Regions from separate parts of the Homo sapiens genome. Here region 1 is linked to region 2. Evidence: chromatin loops called from intact Hi-C (ENCODE). Cell type or tissue: transverse colon. All regions are shown on one strand. Links, peaks and the distances in the headings refer to the core of each region. The heading gives the core; the rest is flanking DNA. Region 1 has its middle 32 kb from the start of CCR2. Region 2 has its middle 6.0 kb from the start of LINC02009.

Region 1 (5,385 bases), core at 82-5,081, 110 kb before region 2:
TCCAATTTCCCCACCACCATTCATTGAAAAGACTGTCCTTTTCCTATCGAATGGTCTTGGCACCCTTGTAAAACATAATTTGACCATATATGTGAGGGTTTATTTCTGGGCTCTCTATTCTATTCTATTCTATTCTATTCTATTCTATTCTATTCTATTCTATTCTATTCTATTCTATTCTATTCTATTGGTCCCTATGTCTTTCTTTATTCTAGTACCACCATTTTGCTCATCATAACTTTGTAGTAAGTTTTGAAGTCAGGAATCGTAAGACCTCCAGCTTTGTTCATTTTCAAGGTTGTTTTGATTATTCAAGGTCCCTTGATAGTCCATATGAATTTCAGGATGGATTTTTCTATTTCTGCAAAAAAAAAAAAAAAAAAAAAAAAAATCATTGAAATTTTTAAACAGATTGCATTAAATCTGTAGATTGTTTTGGGTAGTATTGACATTTAACAACATTAAATCTTCCAATCAATGAACTAGGCTATTTTTATTTATTTTTTCTGTTTCTTTGAGCTACTTTTGTAGTTTTCAGTGTATAAGTTTTTGCTACCTGGTTAGGTATACTTCTAAGTATTTTCTACTTTTTGATGCTATTGCACATTGAATCGTTTTCTTAATTTGGTGGTAGCGGGGATTGTGCATTGTTAGTACATAAAAATGCAACTCATTTTTTGTGTGTTGATTTTGTATCCTGCAGCTTTAACAAATTCATGTTAGTTCTAACAGACTTATTCTATGAATCATTAGGGTTTTCTACATAAAAGATCATGTCACCTACAAACAGAGATAATTTTACTCCACCCCTTCCCGTTGCAATGCCTTTTATGTCTTTTTCTTGCCTAATTGTTCTGGCTAAGACTTCCACTACCATGTTGAATAGAAGTGGTGAAAGTAGACATCCTTGTCTTGTTCCAATCTTAGAGCCAAAGCTTTCAGTCTTTCACGGCCTGAAAGACTTTGTAATATGTTCTCAAGGTTAAAGAACTTCAGAAGTTTTCTAAGCAAGAGACCATTTTATTAACTTAGTTGGCAGCAATTCTGAGAGATTAGAATGAAAAGATAGAGGATAAGAAGTATCTGGCAGGTATAATATATTGAGTGTGCTGAATATACTTTTAGTTTTGTATAGGTGTTAAAAAATGGCAAAGGAGGCCGGGCGTGGTGGCTCACGCCTGTAATCCCAGCACTTTGGGAGGCCGAGGCGGGCAGATCATGAGGTCAGGAGATCGAGACCATCCTGGCTAAAACAGTGAAACCCTATCTCTACTAAAAATACAAAAAACTCGCTGGGCGTGGTGGTGGACACCTGTAGTCCCAGCTACTCGGGAGGCTGAGGCAGGAGAATGGTGTGAACCTGGAAGGTGGAGCTTGCAGTGAGCCGAGATCACGCCACTGCACTCCAGCCTGGGCGACAGAGAGAGACTCCGTCTCAAAAGAAAAAAAAAATGGCAAAGGAAAGAATGAAAAATAAAGCAAGGTCCCAGAAGAGGCCAAAAATCTTAATCAAAATTGACTGAACATTACGGAATGAAATGGTTTTTCCTTTACTCCAATTAACGACTTCACAAGAAGATTCCATCCTCGTTTATAAGATTAACCCAAAACCAGCACTTAAAACCAGAAGCCTTGAAAGGATGGAGTTTGGGGACCCTTCTCATGTCTATTCCCAGAAGGGGGTCTTCTTCTGGGGTCCTGTCCCCTAAAGAGCTAGGCAAAAAGTATGCTTGCCACATCTGTTGAAAGATAGAAAGTTGGTCTAAAAATACATGAGAGGGAACTGAAACATTTCAGAGAAGGCAAGACTCAGAAGTAAGAAACCAAAAGAGGAAGGTAAAATTCTAGTTACAAAGAAAAGAGGAATGGAAATTAAATTGTCTTACAGAGAAAATCCAGAACTGCCCCCTCTTCCCTTACTACTCCATCAAAAAAGGGGAAAAATAGTCAATGGGAAAGTTTTGAGAAAAATAGATCTCTGCATTCTTCTGGTTGAGAATTCAGACAACTTGAACTAGAGAGCTGGGTAATTTCTTGACTAAAGGTGTGTTAGATCTGAAAGGGTTTTTCTTAAAATTGTCTGTGTTCATCCCTCCCATCTTAGAGAGGAACACAGGATAAGAGACCTCTGGAGCTCCCCCAGGGTCACCGAGCTAATAGGATCAGAGACAAAGCTACAAAGTCATTTTCTGACATCTCTCCAGGGCTCTTTTTTTCTGGACCCCCCATATCAACATGATGTATTTATTACATTGGATTAGCAACTCTCCTTGAGCTTTCCTCAGTACCAGGTTTACATCTCAGTCTGTGGGTCTCAGAGAAAGTACCCAATCAGCAGCAACATTACCTGGAAACTCATCAGAAGTGCCCCTCCTCAGCCCCACCCCAGATCTATGCAATCAGAAACTCTGGAAATGCAGGCCAGTCCTAACAAGCCCACCAGGGAATTCTGGTGCACTAAGGTTTGAGATCCACTGATCAAAGAAATAATATTCCTTTTCTTCATTATAATAGCATGAATAATAACTAACATGTATTTCACAATTTACAAAAGAGCTTTATGCTCTTGTTAAATTTGAGGGTAGTCTTCTCAAAATCTCTGTGAGGCTAGAAAGTCAGATATTGAAACACCTGTTTTATGGGTTCAAAGATAGGTTCAAAAGAGAGTAAATGATTGTTGGGGTGGCAGGTCCAGAGAGGGCAGGATCAAAACTGCAATTGAGTCTTCTGCCTTATAAACCAGCATAGCTTCCCCAAGGCACGTCACTTCTCGATAAAATGGTGACAACTAGAGTGTCCTTTCAGATCATTCTTAGAAGCATGGAGTGCTAGGTCAATTGTGTAATTGATGAGGAAATAATAATACTAAGAACTCCCATCTTCTACGTCCTTATATACAATCCTGTCAGGTAGAAGCTGAGTCTCAGAGAGAACAAGTTGCCCTCCCAGGACCACCAGGTAAGCTCGGCATAGCTGTGCTTAGAATGTAGGCTGTCTGGCTTCTGGGCTTGCCTGCCCAGGGAGGCTTTGTGGGTTCTACTTGGTCATCCAGATCACAGAGGGGCAGCACTGACTCCTACCCAGTGCTCTTGACTGTACATCTAATACTTTCTACTAAGAAAACCCCTTCTCTTTAGACCAATGGTTTTCAAATCTTGGTGTGCATTGGAATCACCTGGAAAGCTTGTTAAAACACAGATTGTCCCACCCCAAGAGTTTCTGATTCTGTAGGCTGGGGTGGGGACCCATGAAAGTGCATTTCTAATAAGGTCCCAAGTGATGCTGATGCCACCAGTGTGTGGACAACCCTTTGAGTGGTGAAGCTCTGGACACCCTAATTTGCAAGGCTAATCAGGCATATGTGGCAAATGAATACGAACTGAAATTCTGACTCCAATATCTTCACTGATATTCCTAATCCATAGCATACACACAGTCCCATTCGTTTCCCTTTTAGCTTTTAATCTACATTTATCCTTTCTTCCTCTGCCACTGCCTTCTCTCCAGTTAGCTCAAACCAGGTAACACATAACCGCCTCCTAACTCATCCGCCCAGTTGGTTTCTTTGGCTTTAATCTAGACTTCTTATCTCCACCAGATTTGCCTTACCAAAGCACCAATTTCTTAAGGCAGGGTTAGAATTAAAAATCTTCTGTTCCTCCTCATTGCCTAAAACTCCTAAACTTATGATTCAAGGTCTTCCATGACCTTCATGGACCAGTCTAACGTTTTAGCCTGTCCTAAGTGACATGCCTCCACCACATACTTCATGCTTTCCACTTTCTTTCTCCATGTCTTTGTTCATGCATTTCCATTTCTTCTACCTGCGATGTCCTCCTTCGCCATCTCTGTAGATTTAAAAATCCTACAGGGCTCATCTCAAATGCCCTTTCCTTCATGAAGCCTTTCATGAAATCCCCATCGAGAGGTTTTCCCTCCTCTCAGCTCTCCAAAGCACAGATGTCTGCGTTTGTGGCTATTATCTTACGTTGTTTTGTATTAAAATTTCTCCAGCTTTACACATTTGTCATCCTCTTAAGGACAAACATCTTATTATGGTCAATGTGAAGCTATAGAGGATAATTTAATGAAATATTCCAAGGGCTAGTCATTACACATGACTGATTTATCTCTGTAAACTCATCCACACTCATCCACCTGATTTTGATTGGCCAAGTTAATGAATCAGAGAGGAAAAGATGGTAAAAATATAATAAAAATCTCCTAGGTAGTCTCACATCCCACAGAGCCCCAGGTAATGAAATGAGGCCCTGAGATAATACTTTATGAACAATAAAACTCCGGGTTCTATTGACAGTGAAGCAAGACCTGAGAGAGAAGGCTAAATTCCCTTGTGTCTAGCTGCCACAATCTTCTGAGAATAATGGCCTTTCTTCCCGTCTGCCTTCTGAATCATAGGCAAATTTTTCTCTTTGGTGATCCCTAATACAGAAAGGGGAAGTCAAATAAAATATATACAAGGAGAAGGATTCTGGGAGACAGAGTTTCTTGATTCCCTTCTGCATGCTCCTCCTCAAAAGCCTTTATGAGCTTACCTTACATTTAAATTCTTTTAAACAAGGCATTATGTGGTCTGGTCTTTTCCAGCTCCACACACCTTCACACTACATTCCCCCCAGCTAATTCTGCTCTGGGAACACTGACCTTCTTTTAGTTCTTTGAACACATTGATTTCTGGTCAAGATGACTCAGTAACTTCAACCTTTGTTGTGCCCTTGGTGCTGTGAAGATATAGATATATATTAACCACTGCACACCAGAAATCAGAAATAGCACAACAGAGAATAAAGTCATTGAGCCATCTTCTGAGCTCCAAAAGACAAATTTTCTCCAAAAAGACAAATTCAGGCTCTAAAACAATACCTTAAGGAACCAGAAGTGGAATAGAAAATTAAGGTGGTAAGCAGGGCTAAACCACATGCCTGTTGAGCCCAGGTTTGGAAGAAGACAATGGCAGGTAGGAATGTGGTTTCTGATGGGTAATAGGTACTGTTTTCATTTACTTTCTGTTGCTTATAACAGAATATCTGAAACTGGGTGCTTTATAAAGAAAAGGAATTTATGTCTTGCAGTTAGGGAAACTGAGAAGTCAAAAGTTGAGGGCTGCAATTGACAAGTGCCTTCTTGCTGGTGGGGATACTCTGAAGAGTCTTGAGGTGGTATCGGGCATACCACTCTCAGTGAGGGGACTGAGCATACTAGGTCAGGTCTTTCTTCCTCCTTTTATAAAGCTATCAGTCCCACTCTTATGATAACCCATTAATCCATTAACTGATTAGCCAATTAATCCATGAATGGATTAATTCATTCATGAGGGCAGAGCCTTCCTGACCCAAACACCTCTTAAAGACTCCACCTCTCAAT
Region 2 (5,385 bases), core at 177-5,176:
CTTTGTTCAGTCCCCCTAGGTCCGTGTGGGTTACATAGTGGCGCCCTGAACAGCGACAGAATCAGGTGCTCTACAAGTGGCGTCCGAACACAGGGACTATGAGGATGTGAATGAAGAAGATCTGCTGGAGCAGAGGAATTGAAATTGACAAGGTGAATGGGGATCCCGGGACAAGTCTGCCGGCAGCAGATATAAGGTCAGTGCCCTAAAGAGCTACTGGGAGCAGTGCCTTAAAGTAGTACTGGGAATGGGAAGTTTTCTGAATCAGGGTAACATGGGGCAGAATTGGTCTGTTGAAGAAAAACATTATGTGCAGTTGCTTAAAGTTTTGTTGAAACAAACTGGTGCTCAGGTTAGTTCTCACATTAACTACGATGCTACAGGAAGTCATTATGCATAACCCATGGTTTCCACAGGCAGGGACTCTTGATGTAGAAAATTGGGATAGAGCAGAAGGATGAAAACAGGCTCATCAAAAAGGTTTTCAAGTTGATTCTTCAGTTTTCTCCACTTGGAGTTTAGTTCGTACTGTACTTCTGCCATTATCTCCTTGTTATTCTGCGGGACAGCAGGCTGAATGTAAAAAACTGAAAGAATCTGTTGTCCCACCCACAGCTCCAGTTGAAAATAAGTAATAGGAGAGGGAGGATAAAAATTGGCCTATACCGCCCCCTCCAGTTGCAGAAACATCTGTACCGCCTCCTTCGGTGGCAGAAACAGAGACCCCAATACAAAGAATTTTACGCTCTGCCACCACGGCTGGAGAGCCCTTAGGACCTTGCACTTTTCCTATTTCCGTAAGGCCTGATCCAAATAATCCACAGCAGCTTAATCATGAACACATTCCACTAGAGTTTAAGTTGTTAAAGGAATTAAAAGTGAGTGTGGTAAATAATGGCATACAGAGCCCATTCACTTTAGGATTGCTAGAATCTATGTTTGGTGCTATGTGTCTTTTACCCTTTGATGTGAAACACTTGGCATGAACTTGCTTGTCTGCTAGCGCATATCTGACATGGAATTTAAACTGGCAAGAACAGGGTGCAGACCAGGCTAGACAGAACCATGCTGCTGGAAATGGAGACATTACAGAGGATAGGCTATTGGGTAATGGCCCTTATTCTGACCTGGTACATCAACTAGCACTCACAAATGCTGCTTATCAGCAGTGCACACAGGCTGCTAAATGTGCCTGGGCCATAATTCCTGAAGAGGGAGTCCCAGTACTATCATTTTTACATATCATGCAAGGGTCACAGGAACCCTACGCACAATTTCTTGCAAGATTACAAGAGGCAGTGAGGCATCAGATTCCTCATACCTTGGCTGCAGAAATGCTAACCTTTACTCTAGCTTTTGAGAATGCAAATGCAGATTGTAAATGTGCACTGGCACCGGTTAGGTGTACAAAAACTTGGGAAATTTTCTCAGAGCTTGTTAAGATGTAGCAACTGAGCTTTATCGATCTGCAATGTTAGCTGAAGCAATGGCTAATTTAGCTGTTGACAAATCTAAAAAGAGCCAAGGGTCAAACCCTAAAATGGGAAAATGTTATAATTGTGGAAAAACTGGACATTTTAAAAAGGAATGCCACCAGATCTCAGGACAGAAAGGATCTTACAATGCTTTTCCCCCCGGCCCCCAGCGGAAAGAACACCAGGACTTTGTCCTCGCTATGACAAAGGAAATAACTCGGCTAATCAGTGCTGCTCAAAATTTCATCAGAATGGCACCCCCCTGTTGGGAAATGAGATGGGGGCCTGTACCCGGGCCTCACAAACAATGAGGGCATTCCCAATTCAGACCTCAACCCTGTTTCAGGCATGGGTTCCCAGAGGCATATTGAGTCCCTCACCCGAGGAACTCCAGGAAGTGCAGGATTAGATCTCCCAGCCAGAGAAAGGGTTACATAAGGTGGGGAAGACAAACCCACCAAGATTCTCACTGGCATTTGGGGACCTTTACCAGCAGGATATATGGGACTAATTTTAGGCAAAAGCCACCTTAACTTGCGAAGGCATTACTGTAGTCGCAGAAGTTGTTGACTCTGATTATGAAGGAGAAATTCAAGTAGTTTTATTGTCACGAGATCTTCGGGTTTTTGAACCGAGAGAATACATAGTGCAATTATTACTTATTCCCTGCAAATTACACCCTTCTCCATGAAAGGAGAAACAAGGAAATAAAGGGTTTGGGAGCACAGCTACACGGGAAATCTATCTATCCCGACCCATAGCCTCTAATAGACCCACCTGTGTAGTACAAATTAAAGGAAATAAATTTTATAGGTTTATGGATACGGGAGCTGATGTGTCAGTGTTACCAGCAGGTCTTTGTTCTTAGAGCTCCCAAGATGGCGGCAAGCCTTTTGTTCTCTGACCTGGAGTTCTTGGCCTCACAGATTCCAAGGAATGGATCCTTGGGCCATGCAGTGAGTGTCATAGCTCTATTAGAAGCTCTTCCAAAAGTCGTGCTGCTATCTATGGACTAAAACATACTCAAACAATAATGACCTCTGGCGTTTAGGCTCAATGCTCAGAGCTAATTGCAGTCATTCAGGTTTTACAGCTCACAGCTTCAGATCCTATCAACATTGTCTGTGTTCAGTTTATGTCGTAAATGTAGCCGGTCACATAGAAACTGCTACAATTAAAAGTACACTAAACCCAGAACTGCTAATTTATTTTTAAGACTTCAACAAGTTATTTGTTCTAGTGCAGCTCCTTTTCATATTTCTCATATTCCTTCTCACACACAACTTCCTGGGCCGCTATCTCTAAGTAATGAGAAAACAGACAAACTGATTGCCTCTGTGTTTCAGCAAGCTCAACCATCTCATGTGCTTCTGCACCAAAATACTTCCGCCCTTACTCACATGTTCCTACAGGTTTGTATTATATTATGCAGTATATCCCTCGAGCCACACCTATAGAAGGATGTAATCCACGAGGTTTGGCTCCAAATGAAATCTGGCAAATGGATGTTACACACACAGCAACCTTTGATAAGCTGAGCTATGTTCATGTGACTATAGACACTTATTCTCATATGCTGCCTGCTACATGCCAAACAGGTGAGACAGCTGGTCATGTACAGCGACACTGTCTGTCATCATTTGCTCATATGGGGATATCTAAACAATTAAAAACTGACAATGGACCCGCTTATACTAGTCATGCTTTTAAAAATTTCTTGCAGCTTTGGGCTATAACCCATAAAACAGGAATTCCTTATAATCCTAGAGGACAAGGCATTATAGAGCAGGCACATCAAACATTACAATGCATGTTGAAAAGACAAAAAGCGGGTATAGGAGGCCAACTACCACCTCAATAAAAACTACATTTAGCCTTATTTACTTTAAATTTTTTGACTCCTGGTATGGATGGTAAGACTCCAGCAGAAAGACATTGGCAAGTGTTAGAAGAAAAGAGGAAAATTTATCCAAAAGTGTTATGGAAATCCCTGGAAGAAGGAAAATGGAAAGGTCTGGTGGATTTACTGACGTGGGGAAGAGAGTATGCTTGTGTTTTTACAGGAGATGGACAAGCCGTGTGGGTGCCCTCAAGGTGTGTGCAACCATGGAACGGGAGACTAGAGGAACCCAGGGTGGCCAACCATGGACAGGGTCCCCCCGGTACGAGCCATGAGCCAGCTGAGCCTGAGTGCAAAGACGGAGAGAAGGCCAACTGGAGTCACAACACAGTTCTAATGTTATATTTGTAAAGAATATCACTACTCAACTTACAGTTTGTGTTTATAGATATAGATATAGATATGGATATAGATATAGATATAGTTATAGATATAGATAGATATACACTTTAAGTTCTAGGGTACATGTGCACAACTTGCAGGTTTGTTACATAGGTATACATGTGCCATGTTGGTTTGCTGCACCCATCAACTCATCATTTACATTAGGTATTTCTCCTAATGCTCTCCCTCCCCCAGCACCGCCTCCCAACAGGCCCTGGTATGTGATGTTCCCTGCCCTGTGTCCAAGTGTTCTCATTGTTCAATTTCCACCTATGAATGAGAACATGCAGTGTTTTATTTTCTGTTCCTGTATTAGTTTGCTGAGAATGATGGTTTCCAGCTTCATCCATGTCCCTGCAAAGGACATGAACTCATCCTTTTTTATGGCTGCATAGTATTCCATGGTGTATCCTTATGTCTTTTTGACAGCTAAGAAGGACCAGCTCCAGGTAAACAATACCCAATTGACCTGTAAATCTTACCAATTATATCACTGCATTAATCATAGCACATTGCAAACACATAATATCTCTACTTTGATGATTTTAGGCCACATCCCTGGGCTATGTATTCCTGTTAATCTGTCCGAGGCTTGGGCTGCCACACCTGCTTTGCATTTTGTGAAACTTCTTCTAACTGAGCTTACTCATCATGTCTGTAGAGCCTTAGACATAATAATTTTAGCTATTGTTTCCTTGGTCGCACTAATAACTTCTGTTGTGATGTCCTCTGTAGCTTTGCATAATTCTATTCAAACAGCTCAGTACATGGAGAACTGGACACACACAGCCGACCAAGCATGGCTACTTCAGAATAAAATTAACACTGAGTTACAAACTGAAGTGGTGTTATGGGAAGTCAGGGACCCCGAAGAGAGGGACCAGCTGGAGCCACAGCAGAGGAACGTAAATTGTGAAGATTTCATCTTAATACGGATATTTATCAGTTCTCAAATAATACTTTTACAATTTCTTATGCCTGTCTTTAATCTCTTAATCCTGTTACCTTCGTAAGCTGAGGATGTGCATCACCTCAGGACCACTGTTATAATTGTGTTAACTGTACAAATTGATTGTAAAACGTGTGTTTGAACAATATGAAATCAGTGCACCTTGAAAAAGAACAGAATAACGGTGATTTTTATGGAACAAGGGAAGACAACCATAAGGTCTGACTGCCTGCAGGGTCGGGCAAAAAGAGCCATATTTTTCTTTTTGCAGAGAGCCTATAAATGGATGTGCAAGTAGGAAACATATCGCTAAATTCTTTTCCTAGCAAGGAATATTAATATTAATACCCTCGGAAAAGAATGCATTCCTGAGGGGAGGTCTATAAATGGCCGCTCTGGGAATGTCTGTCTTGTGCAGTTGAGATAAGGACTGAGATACGCCCTGGTCTCCTGCAGAACCCTCAGGCTTACTAGAGTGGGGAAAAACTCTGCTGTAGTAAATTTTTGGTCAGACCAGTTTTCTGCTCTCAAACCCTGTTTTCTGTTAAGATGTTTATCAAGACAATACGTGCACCACTGAACATAGACCCTTATCAGGAGTTTATGATTTTTCTCCTGTCCTGTTTCCTCAGGAGCATGTGATCTTTGTTCTCCTTTTTGCCCTTTGAAGCATGTGA

What was found. Hi-C counts contacts between places; a loop is a spot of excess contacts. Peaks named below come from ENCODE experiments on the same cell type or tissue, not always from the same donor. Only the 100,000 strongest peaks of a DNase experiment are listed, where the experiment ranks them.
Region 1: it touches region 2 in a loop (6-fold over the local background); 1 of 110 quality-filtered maps calls a loop at or near these places.

What each region holds. Positions count from the first base shown.
Region 1 is chr3:46,319,810-46,325,194 of GRCh38, forward strand. No RefSeq gene overlaps it. Among named protein-coding and RNA genes, the nearest start is that of CCR2, 32 kb to the right of the region's middle. In transverse colon, for the core only: no CTCF peak of the experiment used is centred there; no DNase peak of the experiment used is centred there.
Region 2 is chr3:46,426,937-46,432,321 of GRCh38, forward strand. No RefSeq gene overlaps it. Among named protein-coding and RNA genes, the nearest start is that of LINC02009, 6.0 kb to the left of the region's middle. In transverse colon, for the core only: no CTCF peak of the experiment used is centred there; DNase peaks (open chromatin) are centred at 2,389 and 2,955; H3K27ac peaks cover 2,575 bases.